Linked DNA regions of Mus musculus: region 2 is linked to region 1. Evidence: chromatin loops called from intact Hi-C (ENCODE). Cell type or tissue: gastrocnemius. All regions are shown on one strand. Links, peaks and the distances in the headings refer to the core of each region. The heading gives the core; the rest is flanking DNA. Region 1 holds the start of H2-Eb1 (histocompatibility 2, class II antigen E beta). Region 2 has its middle 14 kb from the start of Psmb9.

Region 1 (15,397 bases), core at 7,398-15,397:
CTTCCCCTTTCTCTTCTCACGTGCAGGAAAGGGCTGTTCTCTCCCACCTCTGACACAGTGTCAGGTGCACGGTTGGGGGTGCCTGGTGGGTCCAGCATCATCACTGAGCTGTAAGCAGTATCATAGAGTTCCCTCTCACAAATAGGCAATGAATCAGAATAGAAATTCAGGCAGATTTGCTTGGAGCTATTAGGAACATTGAAGCTAGAAACATCCTTTAGTTTCATCAAAACCCAAACAAACGTTCTTGAGTACAGACCCACAGACAGCACTCAACCTGGGGTCCAACAGAAGTTCTGTACTTGGCCTGAGCCTGGAACTTTCCTCCTGAAAGTCTCCTTATTTGGAGAGGAAAGAATAAAACCACATCAGGGTTCACTGTGTCTCTGTGTGGACTATGAGTTAGTGCTTCTCACATGGGGGATGTCCTTGTCTGCCTCTGTGAGGAATTACAGCAATGTGAAATCTGTGTGGTATCATGGGGATGTTACTTTAGTTCCAAGAACAGTTAGATAAATATAACATGAGAATGGGAAATGAGACGTAAAGATGGCCAAAGAATTGTAAAGGAACTGGACAATGGATTCTGGTATTAACTCAGGGAACTCAGCAGTCCTGCAGCAGAGAAAGGCAGAGAGTTGGCACTGGCAGCTGAGGTGGTTCCAGCAGGTGGTGGCAGGAATTCTGCTCCAGACACAACTACCCTGAAGTGAGTTTTCTCAAGACCGTAAACCTTAGGTCCTTGGGGCCCAATTGGAACTCAGAATACAGCCAGTGCAATGCTTCAGTAAATGAAGTTGTCTGACCTCAAGCCTGAGTTGTGTCTCTGCGACCTATACAGTGGAGGGAGAATGGCTTCTGTAAGTCGTCCTCTGACCTCCACACAAAGCAGACAAAGCAGACACACACACACACACACACACACACACACACACACACACACATGATAAATAAGTGTAAAAGCTATTATTTTGACTTTATGGATTATCTCTTCAACCAGGCCTTTGATCTCTTCCCACTTATTTATAGTTTGTTGTTTTCTTTTTGGTAACTGATCATTTCTTATTTAACCTTGATTATATATATTTCCCATGAAAATTATTCTTTGCTCCCAGGTGTTAACGGCACCTCTCCCTTCCCTACAGCTTTGGCTGTGTCTTCTCTGCTGGGGAGTCTGCCAGGGACAGCTGATGTGGCCTCTCTGCCTTGCCTATGAGCTGGAAAGAAAAATAATAAAGAATCTGTCATGTTTTCACATAGATGTGGTTTACACAAAGGATACGACAGTATCCCTCCTTATCAACCACAGCCTTAGCCAAATTGCCACTTCCCACAGCTGGGAAGCCCCCATTTTGCAAGCATCAAACATATTATTTATTTTCTGAGGTTCTCAATGTAAAGTTTAGACAGCTATATGTCTTTTGTTCAGCCCAACAATCTTCACACAAGACATGAAAGACAGAGAACAAAACTATTCCTAAATAATAGCGTTTAGAGAGTGCAGACAAAGCTGTGATTGCTCCAAAGGCAACAACAGTACGATGGTTTGTTTTGTTTTGTTTGTTTGTTTTTAACAGGGTGCTTGCTGGTCAAAATGAAGGTTCATAGGACTGTATCCAAATACTCTGACAAGTTAATTAAAAAAATTCATTTTATATATATGATTGTTTTGCCTGCATGCATATTTGTATATCACATGCATATAGAGCCCATGGAGGCCAGAGAGAGGGTTGAATCTCCTGGCACTGGAATTACAGATGGCTGTGAACTGCCATGTGGGTTCCTGGAAACAAACCAGGTCCTCTGGAAGAGCAGTCAGTCCTGTTAACCACTGAACCATCACTCCAGCACCCAAATTATTATTATTTTTAATTCCTAGAATTTGGGTTTAGGAAGAATTGGTTTGAACTATAAAAAAATTTCCTTGGATCACTAAAGATGATTAATTCTTAGTATCTCATCCAGTTAATTAATTTAAAGTATTTGTTCAGTACTAGGAAATGTATTAGATGCTAAAGATCCAACAGATGAAAAAAACAACAACAACCATACAATAAAGATTTCTTGTGATTAGCCGAGATGGGAGTGCCCCGCCTTGCTAGGGCATGTGCTGACTGGACTTCTCACCCTGTCCCATGACAGGGGTGACCATAGATGTTTCCAGACCCCACCTCATCCACCCAGGTACAACGTACAATCATTAGCAGGGGGCTTTTGGCATCACAGCCACTTCCTTCGCCTAACACTTAGCAGGGACTTCCCACAGATGCGCGAAGAATGTCTGATGTCCATCCCACCCCAGCGAATATCACATACAAAATACTCCCTCTCTACTCGGCTTTGTGATCAAGCTGTGGTCTCTTGGCACCGCGGATCTTCCTTTTTGCCACTAAACCAGCTTGTCAGCAATTCTGCCACCGCCTATCAGTATCCTCCCTCCTATACACTTTCTCCTGAAGGCTCAGCTCAAAACAGCCCGTCTTAGCAGTTACATCTGCTGGAAACAAGTGACGCTTCCTTGCTCTCTATTCCTATTGGTTGGAGTAAATTTAAAAAAAAAAGGCTGATGTCCGACGGGGATTTCCAAAGATGTCCTTCTATTTTAAAAATGCGTCAGTGCAGACAATGCTGGACTATTTTCCCAAATAGGAACTAGCTAGCCAGAACTGATACCCACGAGGTGGATTTTGGATTTGAGGGTGAGACACGTGTGTGCCACCTGGGGATTGGGGGAGTGAGGGAGGAGAGGAAGCACCGAAGAAAGGACAGAAGGAAGGAACAAAGAACAGAAAGGCTCATTCTTTCCGTTTCTTCAAGTTGAATTTTCTTGTACAATTTATGAGACTATTGGCCAGTCAGCAAATCCAAACCCTTTATTCCACCCGTCACTTCCTGGCCTTACAGCTAGCCCGCGATCTGGGATGATTCCTGTTGATCCCAGTGACAGGATTCTTTGCCTTTGCTGGCTGGTTCTGCTCTGCGTATTGCCTTCCATTTCTTAATGACGACAGGACTCTCCCTGTGGTGACATGCCCCTGGGATACCCCTGTGAAATAATTTGTGTTGCCTTCTCTTCTTTGCCCCATCTGGTCTCTTACTCAACTTGAAATATACTCATTTCTCTCTTTTTGCTTTGCTGTGTCCCAGTCTCACCTCAAAGTCACTATGTGGGCAAGGTCAACCTTGAACCTCTGATTCTCCTGCCCTCTCCTCCCCAGAGCTGGCCTTACAGGCACGTGCTACCACCCCAGGCTCACACGACGCTGGGGAATTGAACCCTGGGCTTCATGTATTCTAGGCAAGCACTCTACACACAGACTATCTCTCCAGCACACAGATCTACAATGTGAAAATCTTTATTGTTCCCACGGACTTACTCATAGTAAAACAACTTTGCTTTTACAAACTTATAGCCCCAATCTGTACTCTTACTTCGCTTCCTAGACAAACCTATTGCAGCTCTCTGTGCATGTCGGCACACAGCACTTACACTGGCCCTGAATTCCCAGGAAATGAAATGTCGCACCTGCGATGCCATTGGCCTGAAGAATGTTTGCACAATTGGAGTACCAGTGCATTAAAAATAAGTTCATACTTGAAAAGGGAAAAGGGCTATAAATATCTTCTCTTTCCTTTGTTTTTAAATTTTTTTTCTGAGATATGGTTTAACTCTCTACTTAGGTTGGCTTGGAACTCACACTTAGCTAAAGCTGGCCTTGAACTGGTGGCAATCCTCCTGCCTGCTGGGATTACCTGTGTGAGCCACCATACTACATTTGTATATATTTTTCTTAGATGTCAGGATGCAGTTCTCCTGTTCCTACAAACTTTTCAGTGTGAAGTGTCATTTGCAGGGTTGTTACACGAGTGAATGAGGTGATCACCCTGAGGGACCTGCAGGTTACAGTATCTCTCAACACCGTTCCTGATCCTACACTTTCTGCAGATAGAAGGCAGGAGATGAGCCTCGCTCAACCTCTGTCTCTTTCCCTTCAGTCTCCCCCAGAGGTTTTAACCTCCTAGCAGTAATGAGATACTCGCATCACCACCATCTCCTCCCACTCAGTGTTGGACGGGGGTTTTCCATCACAGCTCACAACCAAGCTCCCTAATTCTATTCTATACTTGACATCCAGTCAAGCTAGGCTTGATGCGAAAAGTGGGGTGTTTTTGGCAATCTGCAGCCACACCCTGTTTTTTTCCCACTAACCCCAGGTATTAAATCTGCTTCCCACATCAGCTATCCCTACTCTACCTCCCTCTGGGGTCTTGGAAGCCGGCCAACCCCAGGCCTATTGTAACAGTGTCATTTGCTGCAGACAAACCAGCTGCTTCTGCCACTGGCTGCACAGGGAAGAAACTGACAGCAACAGAGGTTTCCACAAAGTGCTTCGTTTTGTACCTATGAACTTCCAACAATGTGGCTGCCTAAACAACACCCAGTGATAGTACAAGTTGACATGCTAAGAGGGACGGGGGAAATCTCTCCTGGCCCCACTGCTAGGTGAAGGGCTCCAGGCAACTGCTGACCTCTGAGAGAAAAATCCTTATCCTCCAGGGATGAGTCCCTTAACTGCCAAAGTGCTTGCCCCTAAACGCCACGTGTAAGCAACACTGCAGGGGCTCAGCAGGTTGTGTTTAGATATTTGTTAGTTTCTACACGGATATGTAACAGGGATGGGAAGGAAGTCATGGACTCAAGGCTGAGAAGGGGCGGGTGACATAGGTGGGGTTAGAAGTAGAGAATGAAATGAGTTAACACAGTAAACTATATGAAAGTTAAAAAAATTATCAGAAGAAGAGGTGCAGCTTGAGGCTTAAGGTTGAGTTTTTGGATGCTACCTCCACAGGTGGTCTAGTGCCTCAGTTTCTCTCTCTGCTCCCCAAGAGTGTTTTGCACGTGTTTGTAGGGAGAGTCAGTGCTGATGCTCTTTGTGTCCCTCGAGAATACTCAGCTTTCCATCGCTGTAAGGAAACACATGATGCAGGCTACTAATGTAGAAAAGAGGGTTGCTCATCTCATAGATGTTGAGACACTCTCATTCAGGGCAGCTGCATTAGCTCATTATGGTTAGGGACCCACAGCAGATATGGGTGGCAATGTTGTAGATGTGTGGTAGGGAAGTGGAAAGAGGGGGGACAGAGTCAGAGAGGGACAGAGTCATACACAGATTTTATACACACACACACACACACACACACACACACACACACATAGAGAGAGAGAGAGAGAAAGAGAGACAGACAGACAGACAGACAGACAGAGACAGACAGACAGAGACAGAGACCAAGACAGGCAGGATGAGAGAGCCCACCGAGCCATACTCCCTTTGCAACTGTCTCTCAGAACTCAAGAGGTCTCCAAAGGGACAACCTCCTCACACGCCCATCATAGGCCTCCCAGCAGCTCTCACAGCCTTCATGACTTTGCTTTCTTGTTTATTTCATTCTGTAGCCCAGGCTGGCCTGGAACTCATGACAAGCCTCCTGTCTCAACCTCCCGAGTAATGGGTTCTGGTGTGGCTCTGCTTATCAAAGGTTCCACAGTCGAAGCCTTCCCTTTCGGGGATTCCCAAACACCACACACCTGTAGCACTAGCTGTGGGGTTTACGATTTACAACTGCTCTGCTCATCTAAGATCAACTTCTTCCAAAGCAAGTGGTTACTCCCTGAGCATTCTCCTTATCCCACGCCATCTGCAGTCTGGGCTTCACCCCAGCTCCACCTGCATCTTCCCAGGATTCCCCTGGCCTGCTCTTGCTCACATTGCTGGGCCTGAGCTAAAACCACACCCCCTCCTCCTCTTCAGGCCTCACTATGCAAATGAGCTCCTTCAAGTGGTCCAGCTTGCAACAGTCTCTGAATATATCCCCTCCCCTCCCCTTCCGTTCTCCTTCCCTTCATTCAGATGTGTGTGTTTGGCTGCATCTGCATGTGTAGCACATGTATACCTACTACCTACAGAACTCAGTAGAGGGCATCAGATCCCTGGAACTGGGTGGTTTCAGATGGCTGTGAGCCAACACATGCGTGCTCAGAACTGAACCTGGGTCCTCTGCACCAGCAGCCAGAGCTCTTAACTACTGCTCACCTCTCCAGCCCTCTCTACTATTTTAAAATGTTAATTATAATATTAATATTATTAGTATTAATTAATTGTAATTTGTACTTTCACTGTAATTTATAAATATCTACACTTTTAAAGTTTATTTTATTTGTGTACGTGTGTGTGTGTGTTGTGTGTATGTGTATGTGTATGTGTATGTGTATGTGTATGTGTGTGTGTGTATGTGTGTGTGTGTCCCCTGGAGCTGGATTTATAGGCAGTTTTAAGAGTCATGAGCCCCTGGAAATAGGTGCTGGCACCTGAACTCTGGCTGTCTGTAAGAGCAGCAAGTGCTCTTAACCTCTGAGCCACCTCTCCAACCCCATAAATGCTTATATTTATTAATGTATGATTTGTGAATTGTAAACAATTGAGCTTTTCTGGTTTGAGCCAGGCGTCTTTCCAGGAACTGAGAGAACAGTGCGCAGGAGCACAGGGCCTCAGGCTGCTGCTCAAACCCGGGCAGCAGGCAGGAGCCGGAGTGCCTGGCAGAGGTGGGCCTGGCCATACCCTCACATTAACACCCTTGTGTCCTTCTCGCACCAACTAGACACACAATCTCTTGAAACACCTTCCGGAGGTCAAGTTTTCAAGTACGTGAGCGGGGGTGGGGGTGGGGGTGGGGGTGAGGGTGGGGTGGGGTGGGGGGAGACATTCCACATCAACGCAAAGATGGGTTGTCTTGATGGAAAAGGAGGGTAGTGTGGACTGGAAGAGGCTCATTGGCTTTCTCTGTAACTGGTGCTGGCTTTTGGTCTGGGCGCATTTACAGATATTGGAATTATAATAAGTACGCTGAACATTAATTTCTTCTGTCCCCACATTCTATCTCATTGTATAGTGTTAAAATTGTAAAGTATTTCATTTTCTGGTCACTTCTCAGTAATTCGGCGTTTAGTAAACTTCCCCTGGGCTTGCAGTGGCCTGTAGGAAACAGCGCGATAGCTCCACCTCTACTGGGTTGCACTGAGATTGGAAGGTATCGGGCTTCCTAGTTCAGACTTCAGTAGAGGTAAATGATTCGTTATGTGAGCTGCCCGCGTTTGTGCATGAGCCTGTGGGGTCAGGAGCTGAGGTACCAGGTCTGTCGTGGACCCTGCTGTGCTGCTCAGGAACAGCAGAGAAACATCGACATGGTCCTCCAGCCTCACCCCGCTTCGCATTGCTCAGCGAACACTTCCTCACACGCCACACAGTCAGGTCCCAAGTCTTCCATGGAAGGAAATTCTCAGCTTTAAAAAATAGATAAGCATATGGCCCGGGAGCAGGGCTCAGTCAGAGTACTTAGAACGAGTGAGGTTCAAAGTTCAACCTGTAACACGGAACAATACACAAAATGAACATTACCTGTCATATGCCAGCTTCTCTCAACATTCACAAAGGACCTCTGGTCACTCGCGTCTGCTGGAGACAGCTGACGCTGCCTCACCTCCCACCCTCATTGGTGATGGGGAGTTGTTTGAGACAGGAGGGGGTTTCCAGTGAGTTTCTCTTCAGTGTCTCACCAAACCCAGGAACCTCATTTGACTAAAGGAAGGGTTGGCCCCTTTGGGTGCCACCTCTGAAGGGAAGAAGTGTTTATACTCGTCCCGAGTTTTGCAGCCCAGTTTTTACAACACCCTTGAGAAACAAAGAGAAGCACAGAAATTCTCCCTCCCCGTGTGTTCCTATTGTCCTGCCACTGAACCACTGCATCCAGCCCTTCCCAGCAGCCAGTCGTTCCCGCCGAGAGGTTTACTAGTTAATATTTTTTCTACTAGTCCCACCTTTCTGAAGGATGTAACTTTTAATTCTATTTATTTATTTATTTATTTATTTATTTATTTATTTATTATTTTTTGCCAAAAGTTCACCACCTTTCATAGTGGAGTTCTATGGTAGGTGCAACTGAGCACCCAGTGCAATTTAAGGGCTTCTTATTCTCGCTCATCAGGATTCCTCCCTATCCAGGCCCCTCCTCACCCTGCACCTCACATGCGCCTTTTCTGTGTTGTTCTCGTTCTCCAGCTTAACTCTTGTCCCTAGCCAACCTGAGAAATGACCCTTTTACCACTCCCAAATCTCACTTCCTCTGGTCTCACTCTGTACCCCAGGATGGCCTGAAACTCTCTATGTAGCCCAGGCTGGCCTCAGACTCACAGCAGTCCCCCTGTCTCAGTCTCCTGAGTGCTGAGATTCAGACAACCAACATGTCCAGCTAACGCCTTCTTTCTTAATGTAAATATTGGGTATGCTTTAATTTTAACCATTCTGTTTTGTCTGAAAAAGTCATGCAGCTGTGGGGCTGGGGAGATGGCTCAGTGGTTAAGAGCATGCACTGCTGTTTCAGAGGACCAGAGTTCAGTTCCCAGCACCCACATTAAGGTGCTCTAACTCCGGCTCCAGGAAATCTGATGCCTTCTTCTTCTCCCATTGGCATTTCGTGCACACAAGACACACATCTCTCTCTCTCTCTCTCTCTCTCTCTCTCTCTCTCTCTCTCTCTCTCTCACACACACACACACACACACACACACACACATACATACAAACACACACACCCACCAAATAAATAAGTAAATACATAAGATCATTTTAAAGTAACAGCTGAGGATACAGGTCAGGGTTGTAGAACCTACCTGCTTAGAGGGGTACAGACTCAGTCCCAAGAACAGAAAAAAAGTTTGGGTCCGCCCCCCCCCGTGTTCTTATCAGTTCTTTTAGACATGTCTAATACACATCTTGTCACATTGCTTTTATATATTTTATTAGACTGTCTTTACTGCGGGTCCCAGAGTCCTGTGAAGTCAGATCTGGATCAGACCTTTTCCATCCCAGCATTAGAAGATGCTGTGAAATCACAGGGAACACTGACAATTGTGACCTGAGTGTGTGCATCAGACTGCGTGTGTAACACACGTATCAGCCCCTCACTTAAACCCCGATGTCTGGTGAATGAGAACAGCAGACACACAGTACATGTCAATACTTAAGAAAGCTACTTTCTGATGTCAGTACTTTCTAGTGTTCAATATTCAGACATTGGGGTATGTGGAAGAGGGACAAACAATATTTGTCTTTTATAAAATGGTTTTCACCCAATTACTGCTTACAATTTCCTCTATTTAGGTTTCCTGGAGACTGGTCCTTACTCTCCTGCACAAACCCTGCTTTCCTCTCCTTCCCTCAGTCCCCACCCATGAGGCAAGCCTGGCCCAGCTCCTGTCAAGAGCCTTCCTTGATCAGCCTATGAGAACCATCAAATGCCCCAATACCTCCATCCCATCAACAAACTTAAACATATTTAAGTTGATTTTGTTTATGTAAAATGTCATCAATGTGAATAACTATGAATTTCATGTTGTTGTTTAGAAGCTTATCCATCATCCGGGGTGGGCTATCAGAGAAGTAAATACTTTATCATTTATTTTTAATAAAACAAACAACAGAGGATGTTCATCTTACAGAATGAATTGAGAAGATGGGATAGGCAAGCTTACCAAATCTCTCTCTCTCTCTCTCTCTCTCTCTCTCTCTCTGTGTGTGTGTGTGTGTGTGTGTGTGCGCGCGTGTGCAGGTGTGTGTGTGTGTGTGTGTGCAGATTACAAACCTGTGTGTGCAGATGTATTAACAAGTGTGCCTGTATGCACGTGGAGGGCAGAGGTCAGTATCTGGTGTCTTTCTCAGTTGCTATTAGCCTCCTTATTTTGAGACAGGGTCTATCACAGAGACCTAGAGATTTTGAGCTGGCAGGCCACTGAGCCCTGGGGACCTGTCCGTCTCAGCCACTCCAGAGTTAGGACTAGAAGAGAACACTACATTTTTTAAAATGTGGGTACAGTGTGCCCCAACTTAGGTCCTCATCCTTGCATGACATACACCTTACCAATTGAGCCATTTCCCAGCTCCAGGTGGTCAGGTTCTACAGTGTCCACATCACATGCAATTACTGGTCATGGAGTTGGTCAAATAAGGAAATCAGATTCTGAAAACTAATCTTCCAAATGTCTGCTGACATGGCTCAGCAGGTAAAGCTGGTTTTTGCCAAACCTGAGGAGTTCAAACCCTAGGTCCCAACAAGGAGAAAGTGAGTCATGAAAATTGAGCTTTGACCACCACATGTGACAGGCATGCTGTGACATGTGACACATATACACACATACTCAAGCACACACACATGCGCACTAGATAAATCCATGTAATAAAAACTTTAAACGTAATAATCTTCCCACCTGGGTCTTTTAGCACAGTCTGTGATCTGAGCAAGTCCAGATGTTAAGGCAGGAGGATCACATGTTCAAGGCTAGCCTGGGCAATTAATGAGTCCTTCCTCAAAGGAGAGAGAAAGGGAGAGAGAGAGAGAGAGAGAGAGAGAGAGAGAGAGAGAGAGAGAGAGAGAGAGAGAGAGAGAGAGAGATCTGGGCCTGTAGCTCAGTGCCTTTGCCCAGCATGCTGTGGTCTTAGGTTCAACCCCTAGTACTTTATTCTGCCCAGTGTTAGTTTAAACTTTAAGGAGGTCAATGCTTTGCCATGGGGCAGCTGACAGGAGATCTAGATGGGGAAAGAACTTAAACTCTTCCCATATACGATACTAATCTTTAGGGTTGTGAGAAGTCTAGTTCCCTCCCTGAGAATCCACAGTAATTTTAGATCTGACCTCAGCCTGTTGTGCTAAAAGATAGATGAACACATCTCTCAAGGTGGCCCACCAAGTCAGAGTACTGCTTCAGTCCTGATCCAGCTCTGCCATGCTCTCCACACTCCCCAGTCTCTCTCTCTCTCTCTCTCTCTCTCTCTCTCTCTCTCTCTCTCTCTCTCCTCTCTCTCCCCTCTCTCTCCCCTCTCTCAACACTTCAACTGAACCAGACCCTCATCTCCCCAGGATGCCCAGCCTCTGCTCTGAATGTCTCCCTTGAGGACTGGGTTTTAGATAACAACAGGGACCCTCCTCTGTGCCACTAAAATCAGTAACAGTTCAGGGGTCAAGCTGGGAACATCCCTTATGTCAGGACTATACCATGACTAACCTTAATTTTCCATTAGCTTGTTAGAATTTCCCTATCTGAAGAAGTGCAGACTCCACTGTCCAATCAAGAGGCTAAATTCTGCTTCGTCATTAGTTACCAGGGAAGGTTGCTCCTCCAGGCGTCCACAGAAGCACAGCCTTCAGTTCTAGAGATGGTGGCAACTTTCCCTGAAACAAACACACTTCAGTCACTTTTAACACCGACACTACTGAGCTGAAGTGCAGTAAGCGCCAGGCTAAAGGTGCCTGGCTGACAGTCTCTTCCTTCACCTTTGATCTCACACAACTTCAAACACACAACAGCCTTGTTTAGGAAACACTCCCCCAGTGCTCAAACTGAGTAAAAGACTGACCATCCCAGAGCTGGCCCAGCTCTGTGGCCTGATTAAAGTGTTTCAGTTGCAACTGGATCCAGCATTTTAAAAAAGAAAATAAATTGATCCTTTAAAAAATAATATATAATTTATACCCAGAAGAAGTTATATGTGTATACAATGTATTTTGAGCCTATCCACCACCCACTACCTCCTTCCAGCTTCTTTTGGAACCTTCCAATAATGTCTCCCTCCCAAATTCATTTCCTCTTTAAACAACAACAACAACAACAACAACAACAACAAAAAACCAAAAAAACACACACACACAAACAAACAAACAAACAACCCAAAGCAAAACCCTACTCTCCTTTTGTTTGTTTGGTTTTTGTTGTTGTTTATTTGTTTGTTAATTAGAGACAGAATCTTACTATGTAGAGCAGGCTGACCTTTCTATCTCACAGAGATCCAGCTGCCTCTGCCTCCTGAGTGCTGGGATATGAGGCATGGGCCAGCAGCCCAGACTGAGTATCCATGTAATGAAGAGAACTGCAAGTTTCAGAAGGGGACCTGCAAACTGAATCTCTAACTAGCAACTGATGATGCTGGACTCCTTTGATGCTGATTGGCTCCCAGCACTGGCCTTACCCAATCCAGTGGCAAAGCAGTGAATGCCCTGTCTCTTATTATCTTAGCAATGAGTAAAGAGAATAAAGTTACAGTCTGAAGCTTGCCTTCCCCTCTGACTCCTGTGTCTCCTCTCCTGCAGCATGGTGTGGCTCCCCAGAGTTCCCTGTGTGGCAGCTGTGATCCTGTTGCTGACAGTGCTGAGCCCTCCAGTGGCTTTGGTCAGAGACTCCAGACGTAAGTGCACACCTCAGGTGCTGGGATGCTCGGGGTCGGGGAAGGAAGGAGCTAACATTCTCACTGTCCAGGCCAAGTCCCTCGGAACTATTGATATCTTCTGTGAGCATGCACAGTCCTCACATGAACTCTAAACTATGTCCCCAAACAGAAGCCTGGATGTTTGTGCTCTCAGATCTGTGTGAGAGGCCGCTGGGTATCAGCCATTGCTTTTCAAGTTTCTCCCAGTAACATCTACACCTGCGTCATATTCCTTTAGGGCCCTGAGAAGATCGATGAATCATGATGTTAAATTAACTTCTGGGACAGGCCCTGTCTTCACTGTGTTGAGATAAAGCCAGACAAAGTGGTTTCTCTTTAAAAATAGAACTTCCTATGTGTGTTTCTATTCTACTTTTTATGTATGTTTTCTGTTGTTTTGGGCCAAACAGTAAAATATTGATATCTAATCAGAAGATTTCTGTGGAGGTGTCATAGAGTCAAGGGGCAGTGAGGTCATCACAGGGAGATTCCTGTGCACCCTCTGCAGGCTGTGAGGCCACTGCCACACATTGCTACCTGTGAGGCGTAACCCAGGGCTTCCTTTTTCTCTCTCACTGACTCCAGTGCTTGTGTAGCCTGTTCCCATGCAGAACCTCTGCTGGGTGGTGGTTAGTGTTTCCCCTTGTCCTGGGCGCACACAGCAGCTAATGCTGAGGGTCTTAGATCTGGAAATGGGCATCTGTGGGTTATTCTAAAGAACTGGAAGTCCCTTCTGAGACCCCGGGGCAGGTTAGACTGGTTCAGTGTTCATGTTCTGAACATGTCTGCATATTGTTTTTCTTTAACATTCTCTGCCCTGAGCCCATGAAAAGGACCTGACTTCTCTTTGCATTGTATGATCCCTTCCTAGCTTCATGACCCACATATACATCACACACAGAAAAATCAAAGTCTGTGCTATGCACATGGGAGATAAAAGATGGGGTTATCAACACTGCTGAAACTGTGACCCTGGGCTGGAGAGATGGCTCAGTGGTTAAGGTCACTGGCTGTGCTTTCAGAGAGCCTGGGCTCAATTCCCAGCACTCACAGGGCAGCTCACCACTGTCTGAACTCCAGGAGTTCCAACATCTTCACACAGACACACATGCACACAAAATGCCAATGCACATAAAATGAAAATAAATAATTTAAAAAATAATCTGAGACCCCAGAATGCTGGGACTGTGGGCAAGCCCTCTGACCCCTTTTGGCTTTGGCTGCAATGTAAAATGTGGAAGAGATGATCTTTTTCATAGAGCTCTCTGAGGATTGGGAGAAATGGCCATGTAAAGCATTAGGGTCCTGCTGCCACACTGTGTGCTTCCTCTCTGTAAGCTGTTCTCAAAGGGCACATGGAAGCTTCCAGATTGCCTCTCATCTCATTGCCACCTCCCACAGACCAGAATCCTGCCCTTGCATCATTTGTCACAGGGACCATTCTTATGACTTCCAGAACTGTCCTTTTTTATTTTTTTTTCCATTTTGTCTTTTCTCCTCACTATTGTCTGTGTTGTCTCAAACACAGGGACAAGTGATTCCATCACTGAAATCTCTGTTAAATTCATGAGCCACAGTGATGACTGCTGCAAATACTTCTCAGGAAACACACCAAACTTCATCCTACTGAGCGTGAGGTTGATAATGGCTGGTGCTCGCCTTTATTTCAGTTGCTTTTCACAAATCTCTTGTACATTTCTGAGTTAGATTAAGTGTGAAGATGAAAAGACGTCCATCTAATGTGTCGTCCTCTATTGAGACTAGAGGAACTCACATGACTGACTGACCCACCAGATCCTGGAGACACGCCCTTACCTTACCTGGGGTCACATTTGGCATCTGATTTTAAAACGGTCTGGTTTTTGAATTCTCTGCATCTGTAATTCAGATAACAGATTGTAGCTCAGTATTGGGATCACGGTCTCAATTTCCAGAAACTTCTCCAGTTGTTTTCTCTCAGTGAAAAACAGACAGCTTCCATCAACTCCAAGGCTTTTGAGCTGGGGCTGCTTTTGATCCCCCAAGTCTCATCTCTCATTGTTGCCCCAATGTCCTGTGCTCTGTTATTCATGAACTCAGTGCTGGCATGAGGTGTTTGTTACCTCACCTAAGAGTTGCTCCTCTACTCCCTGTATCCCCTCTTCTGACATTTGCAGCCACCACCCTCTTCTGGCTCACATCTGTGACAGAACTTCACTTTCTGTCCCCAGGATGCTTCCCTTCCCCTCCTGTCACTCAAGACTTCCTGTTAATGGAACTCCATCCCCTCCCCGCTTCTTCCCCACCTTCACAGTTTAAAGCTCTGGCATGGAGGGAGGCCTCCGTTTCTCCTCTTAGGGTTTCCATGGGCAGCGCAGGCCTGCACAGGGCGGGCACTGAGGAAGATTTACTGTGTTCTGTGTGGTGTGTTAAGGAGCTTGAGCCTGAAGGGTGGGAGGGAGGTGTCTTCTGAGCTGGTGAGTCCTGGTCTCCAGCTTAGCTCCAGGTGGGGCAGGATCAGGAAGGGGTATACCCAATGGCTCCCTGTGTTGCTGGAATACATATATATGTTTGTGTGTGTGTGTGTATATATATATACATATACATATATATATATATATATATACACACACACATATGTGTATGTATGTATGTATGTATGTATGTATGTATGTATGTATGTAACAACAATTAAGGACAAAAGAGGCCATGAATTTGAAAGAGAACATGGAGTTGTACATAGGAAGGTTCAGGGGGAGGAAAAGGAACAGGGGAAATGGTTGAATTATATGACAATCTCAAAAATAAGAGTCTTACTGGGTTTGAACCACACTTATAGGCAGGCCCCTAGCCCAGCAGTAGATGTTCCAATAGAAAGAAAATCCAGTGGTTTTCTTGCAGAATTTAAAAAAAATTATTTATTTATTTGCCTTACAGAGTTTTTGCTTATATATTAGGGTTTCAGATTTTGTCTGTTTTATTATTCCTTTTTGTTTGTATGTGTGTGTCTGTGTTTCTTATAGTTTTTTAAATCACTTTTTGTTTATTTCGTCCTGTTTGTTTGTTTGATTTGAGGTGGTCCTAATTGAGTATTTTCTAATGTGTAA
Region 2 (15,397 bases), core at 2,528-10,527, 130 kb before region 1:
GCTTAGGGAAGAAAGCTTGCTTGGGCTTGAGGTTCCAAAGGGTTAGAGCCCATTGACAGGGAAGCCACAGCCTTTGGCTACAGCAGGAAGCTGGCTGGTTACTTTCCATCGACAAACAGGAAGTAGAGAACACAGGCAAGATATGGGACAGGGCGATACAACCTCAAAACCCATCCCTGTGGCACACTTCCTCCAGCAAGGTGCCGTCTCCTGAAGGATCTATAACCCCCAGGACCAAGCATTCAAACACTGGAGCCTGGGGAGGAAGGAGGGGGTCATGACTTATGTGGACCACACTGAGCTACAACCCAAGGCCCTTTATATTTTATTTGATATGTTTACAGTTTTTATTTTGTGTGTATGAGTGTTTGCCTGCCTGAATGCATGTATGGCTGTGCCTGGTGCCCCCTGGAGGCTAGAGAGGATACTGGATCCCCTGGAACTGGAGTTAGAGATGGTTGTGAGCTGCCATCTGGGTGCTGGGAACGGAACCTGGGTCCTCTAGAAGAGTTACCAGTGCTCTTATCCATAGAGCCATCTCTCCAGCCCCCTTATCATTTTTTGAGGCAGGGGCTCACATAGCCCAGGCTGACCTTGAACCAATGTAGCCAAGGGTGACCTAGAATTCCCCATCCTTCTGCCTCTCCACTCCTGTGACACCATCCCCTGCTGTCTATGTTTTAGTGAGACCCTGTCTCACTAGAGAAGCTAGTGTCAGAAATGAGTTGGGCAGGCGCTGTCTCTTCAGGTGGATGTTGGTAAATTCCTTCTGAGCCTGGACCTCCCTTTGGCTTAGTGGATGGTTGGTGGTAGGTCTACTCTGAGCTGGATTTCTGGATGCTCTCTTTTGTCCTCAGAACCATCACCCTTGCTTGTTGCAACCTTGTTTCCTTTCCGCTTAGGGATTTTCTCAGCACCACATGAAGACACCAGGTTTTTGGTGGCATTAACCCATTGCTGGCTTAGGAGGAACCTTATTTGGCTTAGCTGGGAGGGAAGATACACTTAAGAAGCCATTGCCCAGCATCTTGGGCCCCTTCATGTAAATGAATAGAATAAATTTAAGAAACAGGGGGAGGCTGACCTCAGTGTGACACCCTGGGGAGCTACTTCCAGGAGCAGCACATACATCTAATGTAAACACAAACCCCACCCGATAGCATGGAGGGCTGTGGGAACAGAGATTCAACAAGGGGGAAATGCTTGCGTGGGCAAACACTTTTTGGTGCTCTGTAGACCAGGCTAGCCCTAGTGTAGGAACTAAAGGTCTATGCCATCACTCCTGGCTCATATGTATCTTGGATTTTTTTTTTCTTAATGTTAAAAGGCTTTTACAAGGTAAGCATCCTTGTGGTATATTTTCTTATGTGGTAAAGATTCCGATCTTGAGGCCTGGAGTGTTCCGTCCTGCTGTTGACCACAGTTCTGTTGCTAACGCAAACCTCCTACTTTATCCAAACCAAGTCTTTATGCTTGAAAATACTCGACCTCTCACCATCTCTTCAAAGGTCTCTCCTACTGTCCAGGATAATTTGGCTTAAAACGTCTCCAGATTTTAGACGGACAGAGACCTATTTTGAAGCTACCCCAGGGAGTCCTCAGGGAGGGTGTCTTAGTTAGGGTTTTACTGCTGTGAACAGACACCATGACCCAGGCAAGTCTTATAAAAACAACATTTAATTGGGGCTGGCTTACAGGTTCAGAGGTTCAGTCAATTATCATCAAGGTGGGAGCATGGCAGCATCCAGGCTGTCATGGCGAGGGAAAGAGCTTAGAGTTTTACGTCTTCATCCAAAGGCTGCTAGTGGAAGACTGACTTCCAGGCAACTGGGGCGAGAGTCTTAAGCCCACACCCACAGTGACACACCTACTCCAACCATGCCACACCTCCAAATGGTGCCACCCCCTGGTCCAAGAATATACAAATCATCACAGAGGGTAACTTGACTAAAACTCCTAGAACCAAAACTAATAATTCCCACTAGGAAAATCCCATTATTAACGATGTCTAGTCTATTGGATCACATTGTTCCTATTGATGTCAATAGTGTTAAGGTAACCCACTCTCTATCACTGGAGCTAAAGGCTCTGGAACTTGAGGACAAGGTCAGACATTGTCTTCCATGGAGTAACTATTGAGTAGCACTATTTGAGGGTTGTTGGTGAAGCCCTACTATTCTGGGTAGACTCTTTTTACCCAAATTGTACAAAAACAATCAATGTCTGTCATGACAGCAACATCCCTGGTGGACTCACCAAAACTGGCCAAATCCCATTATTAGATCCAAAAGATCTCAGGGTGTATATACAAGACTAAAGTGCACGTTTTAAAAACAGTTCATGGGCTGGTGAGATGGCTCAGTGGGTAAGAGCACCCGACTGTTCTTCCAAAGGTCCAGAGTTCAAATCCCAGCAACCACATGGTGGCTCACAACCATCCCTAACGAGATCTGACTCCCTCTTCTGGTGTGTCTGAAGACAGCTACAGTGTACTTACATATAATAAATAAAAAAAAAAAAAAAAAAAAAAAACAGTTCATAAGGCCAGGAAGATGACGAAGTGAGAACCGGCATTTGACCCCAAGCCTGATAACCTGAGGTCCAACCCCAGGACCTCAGGGTGGAAGGAGAGACCAACTCTACAAACAGTCCTCTGGCATCTAGTCACCTGCCATAGCATGCATGTGCTAGCATAAATACACCAATAAAATGTTTACAAGGAGCCATAGTAAAAGGCAGAGGTAGCTATAACAAACAAAGGGACTGGACAGAGAGAGCTATAAAGGACTACACTCTAAAGCTAGGGTAGTTGGGGGCAAATGCTTTTAATCCTAGCATGGGGAGGCAGAAGCAGGAAGACCTCTGTGAGCCTGAGGTCAGCTAGTCTACATATGGAGTTCCAGGACAGCCAGGGCTACATAGTGAGACCCTTATGGGTCTACCCTTGAGGTCTCTAGGTGACAAGGATAGCCCTGAGCAATGAATCCTCCACCACATCTGGAGATCAAACCCAGAGCTTCATGCACACTAGCAAAGCAGTCTACCAACTGACCCCCACTCAAGTCTGTCTGTGTGTCTGTCTCCCTCTCCCTCCCCCCAGCCCCTCTCTCAGCTGCTTTTCTGCCTGCTCAGCCCCATCTCTGTCAGACTGTAAAGATAGCCAGCCCTTCCTGGCACTGTTGCCAGATGTATGTAAGTAGAAATTCTAACATCCCTTCCCTGGCTAGCATTTGTGCGTTCCCCACAGTGAGACCCTTCACATCACAGACCAGTGTGTTAGAAAACCAGTGTGAATATTTATGAACAAATAAATAAAAGATAAACATGGCATAAATTATGTGAAGATATATGTTTGTAATGTCATTAGCTATCAGCCACCTGGTAAGTATAATTTTAGCACACAAAACAAACAACAACAAAACAAATAAAGAAATGCCCCCAGGGCTGGTGAGACAGCTCAGCAGGTACTTGCCGCTAAGTTACAGACCCAGGGCTGACCCCAGAAAGAGCTCCTGCAAGTTGTTCTCTGATTTCCATACTCACTGTGGTATGTGTGCACTGCTCCCTCCCAGTGAATAAATAATTGTTAAAAACACAAATAAAATAGAAAACAACACATGCCTACATATGATGGAGCAGCTAATTTTATCAAAAATAAAAACAAACTTTTAGAAATAAGGACAACCCTGGAATTCTTAACCTGGTTAGTAAAGAGAATAAAAATCCATCAAGGACTATCCGGGGTGTATTTGGGGATCATGTTATAGCTACATGCACACACACACACACACACACACACACACACACACACACACACATGCACACACACACACACACACAGAGACAGAGAGAGAGACAGAGATGGAGAGACAGAGAGATAGATAGGCACACACACATACACACACACACACACACAGAAAGAAAGAAAGAGAGGGACACAGAGAGACATAGAGACAGACAGACACACACAGAGAGAAAGACAGACAGACAGAGAGACAGACAGACAGACACACACAGAGAAATAGGAGAGATAGACAGACAGACACAGAGGGAAAGACAGACAGACAGACAGACACATCTCTCTCTCTCTCTCTCACACACACAGAAAGAGACAGGAGAGATAGACAGACACACACAGAGACAAACAGAGACAGAGGCAGCAGAGAAAGAGAGAAGAGAGAGAGACACAGAGAGACATAGAAACAGACACATACAGAAAGAGAGAGATAGAGTCAGAGAGAAACAGACAGACAGACAGACAGACACACACACACTCAGGAAAAAGAGACACAAGGCAGAATCAACCCTGAACACCCGCTTTGCACCCGCTGGTCAGCCAGGTTTCCTGCCCATTGTCAGTCTTTGCTGACACCTACAGGCTACAACTTGTTAATGATTTTTAAATGGAAATTTAAACTCTCCTTTTGTGGATGTTTCTGGGCAGCCTCAGACTCAGTGGAATGAGAGATCATTTCTTGAATATTCCTAGAAAAGAAATCACACCATTGTCCAAGTCTCTGTAAGGTTGACCTACTGATTAGAACTCCCTGATTGTGGAGAGCTGTGGAGTTGAAGCTCTAAAGTCAGATTTATTTATCAGTCACTTTCTTTAGTATTCTTAAAGTCATTTGGAGTCCACCTCTGAAGCTGATGTGACATCCTGAACTAGAATCATTTCTGTTGATGGAAAAATACCCTGATCATCCCCCTCAAAAAATAGGAGGAAGGTTTTGACAATTCCAGGTGACGTCTATCATTGTGGGGAGGTAAGGTGGCAATCTGAAATAGCTGGTCACTTCACACCTTCAGTCAAGAGCAGAGAGAAAGGAATGTATGCGTGTTGCCTGCTTATGGTAAGCTCACCATCTCTGCTCTTACGAGCTTCAGGATGCCTGCCTAGGGAATGGTGCCACCCACAGTGGGCTGGGTCTTCCCATATCAATTAACTTCAGACAACCCCTCACAAACATGCCCACAGGCCAACCCAGTGTAAAATCCTTCATTGAGAGTCCCTTCCCAAGTTATTGTGAGTCATGTAAAGTTGATGGTTAAAGCTGTCAATCATAACCCTTTCAACTATGAGGGGAAAAATATTTTGAGTATATTAACTTAGCAAACTGCTGGTTTCCACTGATCCCCAAACTCAGAGTGCCATAAGATAGTACCTGAAATCTACAGCAGAGAAAGACTTCTTGTTTTGCTGTAACCCACTTGCCCTGACATCCCTACTAATGTATTTGGCGGGTGGCTTGATTTATGACTTCCTATCAAAACGCTTATTTAACTGTCTTCCTGCCACAGGGCAAACTGAGCCGTTGTCCCTGGACTGTGGCCATCTACTTATATTAGGTTCAGAAAAACAAAATCTCTTATTCCTTTGATCTGAGAGGGAATGTTTTTTGTTAATAAAATAGAAGCTGAAAAACCCAAGGAATTCTGTGGCCACAGTGAAAATTTGGTAAATTAGGACTTTAGTGATACAGGGATGTCAGCACACAGGCAAAGCTATCCTTTAAGTAAATGCTGGAGACTGGGTGTGTCAGGCTGAGTAGGTGACTGCAGGCGTTTATCTGGGAGACAGCTCACACTTAATGCTCTGCTGGCACTAGATTCCATCCGCTTGCTATAGAGGCAAAGATTCTAACGGTGGCTAACTTCCACTCTCTGTGGAGATTAGAAAACGGTGGCTGGTTTTCTTTGGAATCTCCTTTAGCTGTTGCTGTTTTCAACTTCATACCTTGGATTCAGGATAATAAAATAACCAAGCTCTCCACACTTCCAAACCTGTGGATTTTCTCACTGGGTAGCCACTACACATTTGTCCACTAGGTGGCGCCAAAGACATGTGCTCTCACGACTCAGCCTGACACAATTAGGTACTTCTTAGTCCTTATTAAAAGAGCGATCCTAATATCAAATTTAAAGTGTTGGGGGGGGGGGAGACCCGGAAAAGAGAAGACAAGCAAAACAAGAGTTCAAATCTTGCTTGGTGTACAGGTTAGTTTTGTGTTAACTTTGACACAGGGAATAGGACCCTCAATTGAGAAAATGTATCCATCAAATTGACCGGTGGACAAATTTGTGGGCCATTTTCTTGATTAATGGTTGATGTGGAAGGGCACAGCCCACTGTGGGCGGTGCCACCCCTGAGAAGGTGGGCGTGGGTTTCTGAAAAGACAAAGCGAGTGAATCGTGGGTAGGTAGGAAGCAGCGTTCCGCTCACGCCTTACTTCAGTTCCTGCCTTGACTTTTCTCAAAGATAAACCGGAAACAGGATATGGAAACCATATAAGCCCTTTCCTCCCCAGCTTGCTTTTGATTATGGTGTTTATTACAGCAACAGAAATTAAATGAGGATATTTAACGCTAAGGTAACGTTTCTCTGGGTAGAATGTTACCAGTATTTTAGCGACTGCATATGCTTTCATTGAGGGCAAAGAATGTTTGTAGGAAATAGAACAACGGAAAGGAAATTACACATCTAAGCTGACATTGCCTCCTATCAGACTGTAGCAGGGGACTTAAAAATCTACCGGAGGGGCTGGAGAGATGGCTGCTTTTGCAGAGCACCCAGGTTTGGTCCCCAGCCCCTCACAACTGTTTGTAACTCCAGTTCCTGGAATCTGAACTCTCTCTGGCCTCCATGAGCAACACACACACACACACACACACACACACACACACAGAGAGAGAGAGAGAGAGAGAGAGAGAGAGAGAGAGAGTGAGAGAGAGAGAGAGAGAGAAATACCCACCCCATGCTGCATATACACACAGGCAAAACACTCATGCATGTCAAATTAAAATGTCTTAAAAAACTCATCTGAATATTTTCTTTCTTAGATTCCCCCCCCCCCCCCAAGACAGGGTTTCTCTGTGTAGCCCTGGCTGTCTTGAAATTCATTTTGTAGACCAGGCAGGCTTTGACCTCAGAGATCAATCTGCCTCTGCCTCCAGAGTGCTGGGATTAAAGGTATATGCTACCATGCCTGACACCTAGGCTGATTTTGAACTTAAAATTTCCCTGTTTACTCTCCCAAATGCTAAGATTGCAGGTGTGTGCCACCCTGTCTCATTTCATCTGAGTCTTAAGACAAGCCAGATAGAAGAAATGGTGAATGCACGTCTTAATTACTTTGCAATTGCCACGACAAAGCATCATGACCAAGGCAAACTTGTAGCAGAGTTTATTGGGGCTTACAGTTTCAGGGACGATAGCAGCAGGCAAAATGGCTTAGCACCATAGCAGTGGATGGGAGCTCACACCTGGTTCACAAGCAGGGGGCAGAGGTGGGGCAGGGAGAGCTAACTTGGAGTGGCCTGGGATTCTGAAACCTTGAAGTCCACCCCACCCAAAGCTAACACACCTCCTCCAAGGCCACACCTCTTAATCCTTCCCAAACACCTTCCCCAACTGGGGATAAGGCACTCAAAAATGTGCGCTTATGGGAGCTATAGTCACTCAGACCACCACAATGCATGAAGTTGAATTGAAACACTTTTTGAAAACATAATTTTTAGAGACTCAGTTTTGATTTTTACTTTTATGTGTGCTTCTGTGTATGTGCACCTGAGTGCAGTGCCCACAGAGGCCAGTAGAGGGCATCAGATATCCTGGAGCTGAAGTTACAGGTTGCTGTGTGTTTCAAGAAATATTAAAAAATGAACCCGCCAACTCTCAGTGGGGCCAGGCCATGCTCCTGCGCTCCTGTTGCCACCAACAACTCTCTAGAGCTAGCCCCTGTGCCAGGTGATCTCGCTCGCTCAGTCTCTCTGCCACCAACTCACCAGCCCTGCCACACGGCTCGCACTGGGCCATCTCTCAGATGGGCCCCCGAGTTCCTCTCACTTTCACACAATGCCCCACACAGCCCTGGTTAGCCATCTCAATACCTAATTACCTGGTAGAATCAAGACTCTTAATGCTTAATTAGTCAATCAGATTTATGTGTCATTAATAACACAATTTACAAAATGCCAATACAATAATTTCAGAGCTAAATGATAATGGTAAAGCTTTAACCCAATTATTCTAACCATTTGATAACATCATGTCAGCCTCCATTTTGGTTCTCCCTCTCCTCAGACCTCTCTCTCTCTGTCTCCTCAACTCCTCGCTCCACCTCCCGTCTTCTGTCCAATCACAAGCCTCCCACTGCCCTAATGTGATTGGACAGGGAAAATCCTGCAACAGCTGTGAGCTTCATTCATAACAAGGGTGTTGGGAGCCAAACTCCCGTCCTCTGTAAGAGTAGGATGCTCTCTTAGTTGTTGAGGGTTCTCTCCAGCCCCCTCTTGTCTTTCTTAATGTCAATTCTTCTCCCTCCCTCCCTCCCTCCTTCTCTTCTCTTTATTTTTCCTTCCCCTCTTTCTTCTTCTTCCATCTCTTCTTTATGCCCATCTCTGTTTATTTGAGACAGGGCTCTCTGTGTACCCAACCTGGGCTCCCACTGCTACTATTCCTGCCTCTGCCTCTGAGGGCGGGGCTTGCAAGTGTGCACCATCAGACCTGGCTATATTTGGCTTTTCTTCTCTTTTCTTTCTTTCCTTTTTTTTCTGACAAGGGTTCTACAAAGGCATTATTGGATTTACACACAGCTAACTGGATATTTCCGGTGTTGTTGTAAATGCAGGTTTAAGACTGTTTTTTCAACTTTGTCTTTCAATTTTCTGTTTTACAGCATACGAACACACAGTAGCAATCAAAGTACCATGTCTCACGGACCTTTGATGTCAGCAAGCCTGTCACAACCAAGACCATTTCTTTGTACATAGTTTTGGGTTTTCTATTTGAACAGTTTACAAATGCAAATATCTACTTCTTTGTTTGTCGGTTTGCTTTTTGTTTTTGAAGAAAGTGTGTATGTGTGTGTGTTGCTTTTCAACAGGAAATGTGGAGCAATGGATGGGAGACTCCTCTTGTTTAGGCAAAGAGTCCTACTCAGAACCACACAGAGACCCAAAAGATAGCCTCTACCCCCTTCCCCCAACCCCCACCCTAGTTGCTGCTCACCCTGTGGAGAGGAACTAGGCTTCTATGCAGAGTTACCTAAGTCACCTGCTTGGCCACTTCTGCCCCAGGAACTCCTCCTGTGACTTCTGCTTCCCCAAATCCAGTCGCTGCTTCTCTTCCCCATTGCCCTTTGCCAGGGGAATGAGTAACAGTGTGAATCCCCTGCCCTTATGCTGCTCTTTTGAGTTGAAGTGTCAGGTGCATGCATCTGGTTGACAGGACTCAGTTCCTGCATTTGTGCCCTGCCTTCAAAAAAGGTGGGGAGGCAGGAAGCAAGTTTTGTTTCACTTCATCTCTAAGAAAGTAGGGCTTATAAGGAAGGGAGACTGCACTACACCCTAACATCTCCGAATCTGACCATTCATGTAATAGACCAGTGTCCATACCTCAGACACCTCGAGGTGGTGGTTTGTGACTGGGAGCCCTGGTTTATGCTTCATGGCTCTGTCAGGCGATTGACCTCAGTCCACTGGCAGCTCACCGAACAGGATAGAGATGTTACTTTTGCATTTGCCACTGAAGTTTGGAATGGCTCATTAACAGGGAGAGCATACTGTGACACTTTTCAGGGCTGCTTTGCTCAGTGTCATTTCTCTGAGATCCATTCACGTGGTGTCATCCACCCGTTAACCCCCACCGCCGCCACAGTATTTAAGAAGCAACATTTTATTTGCCCATTTACTGTCCCGTTGGGAATTGGTTCTAATGCTTTGAATTTTGGCCCCCAAAATTGAGAATCTGCCTGTCCAAACGCTGAAGGTCCTTGTTCCCAATTGGTTTTTGATTGATCAATAAAGAGCCAATGTCTAATGGCTGGTCAGGTAGACTATGGCGGGACTTTGAGATTTGCCTGGACTAGGAACCAGGAAAGGGGAAGGCGGCAGAGATCACCCTTATGGGAAGAAGAAAGATCAGATCTAAAGGCCCGCCGACATGTGAGAATCAGGGAAAATGGCCACATGGGCCACTTCCCCAATGGTGTTTGGGGCAGCAGAGATGAAAGATAGATCTTAATAGGTGTTAACTCAGGAGTAGCAGAGGGGAGTGTTTGCCAGCAGCGGGAAGGACTAGAAATGCCCAGCCATTAAGCTAGTCATGCCATTCAAAGTTAAGCTAGTGTGTGTGTGTGTGTGTGTGTGTGTGTGTGTGTGTGTGTGAGTGTGTGTGTGTGTGTGTGTGTGTGTGTGTTTCTTTCAAGAATCCAGATAGCTCTTGTGTGTGTGTGTGCATCCGACCCATTGGGTCAACTAACTACCGATACACTGTTGAAACCATTGGGAAGCAGCCTGTGAGGTGAGCAGCCTGACACTTCACCCATAAGTATTTTGTCACCTGTAATTTAAGAACAAGGATACTGGTCCTGCATAGCCATCACTCCCTGGACAGTTAAAAATGATACCATCTTATCTAGCACACAGTCTATGCTGGAATGTCCCCAAAGCACCTGATGGTCAATGCATGCTGTACTAAGATGCTGCTTTGGCTTCATGTTTACCTAGCAACAGATATCTAACATCTTCATGGTTACCTAGCAACAGATAACTAACATCAGGGCATGTTGCATTTCTGTTGCTGTGGGAAAACTTCTCAGATAAACAGATAGAGGGGGTAAAGATTTGGCTCACAGCTTGAGAGATTCCAGCTGAAGATCAACCATGGCTCTTGGCTTGAGGTGAGGGAGGGCATCATGGTGTGGAAGACATGGTGGGGCAAAACAGTTCCTATCATGGTAGGAGGAAGAGGCAGTCAGGAAGGGTGCCAGGACAAGATGAACCCCTCCGAGGCATGACCCCATGACCTACTCTCTCTAATAAGACCCACCTTCCCCTTTCCAATAATGATGAGGTTATGAGTCCATCAATGGATTAGCCCATTGATTAGATGTAATCACTTGTGAGCAATTATCCTTCATTGGATGGACCCAAGCCATCACACAGGGTCTATTTCTGTCAGTGAGGTCATTGAAGGGGGTGTCTGCCCTTCTGTTTGTGTTTCATATCTCAAGACCCAACTCCATCCTAGTAGTTGCCACACTTAGACATCAGAGAGCCTTTGTAAGGTTGTCCAGTCAATGGCTCCATAGCTTCATGGCCCCCAATAGTAGACTGAAGACTTGCTCCTCTTCCATGTCTGCGCTGGGTCTTAGGAGAGAAGTTCTCCTTTAAGGTGGATGCAGAAACAGCTACAGAGAAGGCTCAGGAGTTAAGAGTACATACTACTTCTCCAGAGGACCCAGGTTTGGCTCTGAGCACCCACATGGGGTGGCTCACAACTGCCCATCACTCTACCTCCAGGAGACTCAGCACTCTCTTCTGGGCATGCCAGGCACACAGATAAAAATAAGCCTTTAAATGGAAGAGCACCATAGAAACCTTTCATTCGTGTCTTGGGTTCAGATGAAGAACTTTAATCTTATTCCTTGTCTTCTGTATGCTTTCCAGGGTAGTCAGAAGCAGACAGAGGTTGGGACAAAACGTTCAACTCACTCACTCAACAGTGGCGTGGTTTCTGTCTCACCTAAGCACCTGTTCTGTCTACATCCCTTGGATGTAGGAGTCTATCACCTGGGTGGTGATCCAGCTGGTAATACTCAGTTCATTCCTTCCCTTGGTATCTAAGCCATGCTTATCCTGAAGTTTTAGTAGAGCCCTGTGGTGGCTCATTTGGGGTCAGTTTGTCTGGGTCATGGCATTCACTTATTGGGCAATAGTCTAGTCCTCTATGTGAAGGTGTGAGGTCTAATCTCAGCTGCCAACCTGGTGAGAACTGGAGTTACCTGGGAGACAGACCTCTAGGCATACTGGGGTGGTTATCCTGAGTTGTTCAGTTAAAGTGGAAATATCTGTCTACTATGGGTGACACCATTCGTAGGAGTGGGGTTCTAGACTGTACAAAAACTCTCTTCTTGCTTTTGCAGCCACCTGGACTCACATGCATATAAGTTAAAATAAAATAAATCTTAAAATATAAGGAGAAACAATCTGAGCACAGGAATTCACTGTTCTCTTCTTCCTGACCCTTGGACACTATGTGAACAGTTGAGTCAAAATTTCTGTTTCTTTGACTTTCCCACCATGACGACACATTACACTGTGAGCCAAAGGGAATATCCCCACATTACCTCTGTCAGGGTGTCTTATCATAGCATCAGGAAAAGCAACGGAGACAGAAGGTTTTCTTAAAGTTAAAACCAATATTTAAAGCAGAAAATGTTTGAGTAAATCAGTCGCCCTCTTCTGGCCTCCATGGGTACTGCATGCATGTGGTGTACATACATGCAGATACACACATAAATAAAAATATATACATCTTTGGTTTTTAAAAAGGTATGTGGGAAGTGCCCCGCAGTGAGCTTCTGGGCAGGGTGGTAAAAAGGGAGATTATAGAATGAACTAGGGCTCTGGGTCCATCCTGTCCACACTGCCCCCTTTATGCCCCCACCATCTCCCCTTTACCCCTGCCCCAGTTCTTTAGAGAGACAGAAACCAAACACCCTTTGTATCCTAAACTAAAGATTCTGGAATAGCATATGAAGGTGTTTGGCATGCTTCCTCTTCTGTCATTTCTCCCTTGTCCTAAGATGGTTTTTCTTAGGAAGGTCAATTGAAAGTTTTTGCTATTTCGACCAGTTCCCACTGGTCTGTAACTCATGGACTTATGCAAGATCATGGGGGTTGAGGGAGTGATCATGAGGGTGGGAGGAGAGGGAAAGAGTCTTTTCAAAGGTTTCTTTAAAAACCCTGGCAGCAGTAAAGTCTATTAAGAAGCCTGGGAGCCCAGAAGGTTACAGTTGAGGGCCATGGCAGAAACAATAGGAATCCAGTTCCAATCGTGGAGAACTAAGGAGTCCTGGGCCCCTCATGTCAAGGGAACAGCGATCTTTGTGCACAAAGCCCTAACGCAGATGAAACCCTTTAGTGGATCTACGTCATGATCCAGTAAAGGGTTGAAGTTACAAGCAGCCATGTACTACCTGGTGTGGGTACAGGGAGCTGAACTCCAGTCCTTGGTGACAGTAGTCTGTGGTTTTCTTTTTTTTTTCTAAAGATTTATTAATTTTATGTGGATGAGTGTTTTGCCTGTTTGGATATATGTGCATCATGTGCATGCAGTGCCGGAGGAAGCCAAAGAGGGTGCAGGATCCCCTGGAACTGGAGTCACAGATGGTTGTAAGCCATCATGCGGGTGCTGGGAATTGAACTTGGGTCCTCTGCAAAAACAAGATGTGCTTTTAGCTTCTGAGCCATCTGTCCAGCACTTGCCCCAAGTGTTTGTTTTGCTTTTTGAGACAAGGTCTGATTATGTAGCCTTGGCTAGCCTGGAACTCACTATGCAGACCAGGCTAGCCTTGAACTCAGAAAGCTCTTCCTCTTGCCATTACCGCCCAAGTGCTGGAATTAAAGGTCTATATCACCAGTCCCGGCTCTTTCATGGATTTTTGAGAATTTTTAGGTCATTTGCTTTTAATTTCTCCTGTTATAACAAAAAATTTATTTTTTTCTTAAATTTATTTGCATTGGAAGTAGTGGCGGTGGTGGTGGTGGTGGTGGTGTGTGAGTGTGTGTTGTGCGCGCACACTGTAGGGCTGCCTAGAGGTCAGAGGACAACTTTCAGGAGTCAGCCCTCTCCTTCCACAGTAGGATCTGGGATTTGCACTCAAGATCAGACTCAGTCAACAAGTGCTTTTACCCACTGCAATATCTTGAGGGCCCAAATAACTATATTTGAAGGAATATAATTCTTTCAAAGTGTATATTTATCTACATCCTACAGAAGTTGACATGATTTTTTTTGTTTTGCATAGTATCATATCGGGTCTAATGAAGACATTATCATATAAGTACTGTGCTGGGTAGTTTTGGGCTAACTTGACATAAGCTAAAGTCATCTTGAGAGGATGGCTTAAGAAAACGTCTGGAACAACTTTCTAAATTAGTGATTGATAGGGGAGGGCCAAGCCCATTGTGGGTGGCGCCATTCCTGGGCTGGCAGTCCTGGCTTCTATAAGAAAGCAGGCTGAGCAAGTGATGACGCCCCTCCATGGCCTCTGCATCAGCTCCTGCCTCCAGATTCCTGTCCTGATTTCCTTCGGTGACTAACAGCTATGTGGAAGTGTAAACAGGATGAACGCTTTCCTTCCCAGGTAGCTTTGGTCCTGGGGTTTCATTGCAGTAATAGTAACCCTAGATGGGACAAGACTTTGATCAAGCGTTCCCTTTCATTGTCCCCTTCCTGTAGACATGACTTCTCTTCCTATAGACAGTCTCCCCTCTGCTTTCCTGGACACGGAATTTTTTTTTTTTTTTTTTTGAGACAAGGTCTTTCTTGTCTATTCTCGACTGGCTTTGAATTCAGAATCTGCAGGCTCTGCCTCTCTAGTAACATGTAGCATTTTCCATATGTAACATTTTTACCAGCCATTTCCCAGTAAATGAGTTACTTCATTTGGGGTTTTATCCTAAATCCCCGTGAGCAATGTTTTGTTAGTTTCCAAAGCACGAGGATTCTAAGTGTCTATTTGTTGCCAAGTTGCCAGGCTGTTACAGAGCACAGTTTCTGGGACCCTGGCTCTCTGAAACTGACTAGGGATTGCTTTAGTATAAACATAAACCACTGGGACTCTGGCTCTTTGAAACTGACTAGGGATTGCTTTAGTACAAGTATAAACCACTCAGTCCTGGTCCTACTTGGCTTCAAAAGTTGAATATCGCATTTGGTATTTGAGATGGAGATTTAAAGACGGAATTTTATTAGTCTTCTGCCTGGTTTTCTTTCTTTCTTTGCTCTTACTGCCTTGTGGCTCAGAACCAGCTGTTGCCTGTTTGATAGTTTGTGACCAATACCTGTACTGTTAAATTGGCCATTTGAGAACTCAAAAAGTCCCAACTTGTAGTGTTTTCGGTTTCCATGGTCTTAGATATTTCCACTGCAGACAACATCAAGTTGCCAGTGGTTAACAACTGTCTTTCAGAACTCTCAAGTGTTTCGGTGGGTCTGCCAGCCCTTGTAAGCTAGCGCCACGTGGTATATGCTTATTTGTCTGTCTGTCTGTCTGTTGTGCAAGATGCCTGTGTGCCCTGAGGTCAGAGGACAGCTTCAAGGGCTCTGCATTCTTCCCTGACCACGTGGATCCAGGGAATAGAACTTTGACCATTACCCACGGGCCATGTTATTTCTTGACAGTTCTGTTGTACATTTGTTTTAGTCTTTGGCTTTATTTATTTTTCTCACCCTCAGTTTCCCTTTGTCTCAGATGCTTTTTTTTTTTTTTTAATCTTGCCTCTGGGAGATGTTTCAAACTCTTGGAACGAATGATACAGTTGTTTGATTGATAGAACGAAGCCTTCCAGTGTGAATGCGTTTGCATTTCAGCTTGTTGCTGGCTGG

The links. Peaks named below come from ENCODE experiments on the same cell type or tissue, not always from the same donor. Only the 100,000 strongest peaks of a DNase experiment are listed, where the experiment ranks them.
Region 2: it touches region 1 in a loop (2.0-fold over the local background); 4 of 42 quality-filtered maps call a loop at or near these places.

Annotation. Positions count from the first base shown.
Region 1 is chr17:34,293,758-34,309,154 of GRCm38, forward strand. H2-Eb1 (histocompatibility 2, class II antigen E beta) reads left to right here and starts at 12,110. Exons shown (of 6, transcript NM_010382.2): 1 at 12,110-12,290. The coding sequence starts at 12,197. In gastrocnemius, for the core only: no CTCF peak of the experiment used is centred there; DNase peaks (open chromatin) are centred at 11,210 and 12,036.
Region 2 is chr17:34,165,134-34,180,530 of GRCm38, forward strand. No RefSeq gene overlaps it. Among named protein-coding and RNA genes, the nearest start is that of Psmb9, 14 kb to the right of the region's middle. In gastrocnemius, for the core only: CTCF peaks have their summits at 4,375 (motif pointing left), 5,816 (motif pointing right) and 7,605 (motif pointing right); DNase peaks (open chromatin) are centred at 4,329 and 5,826; H3K4me3 peaks cover 597 bases.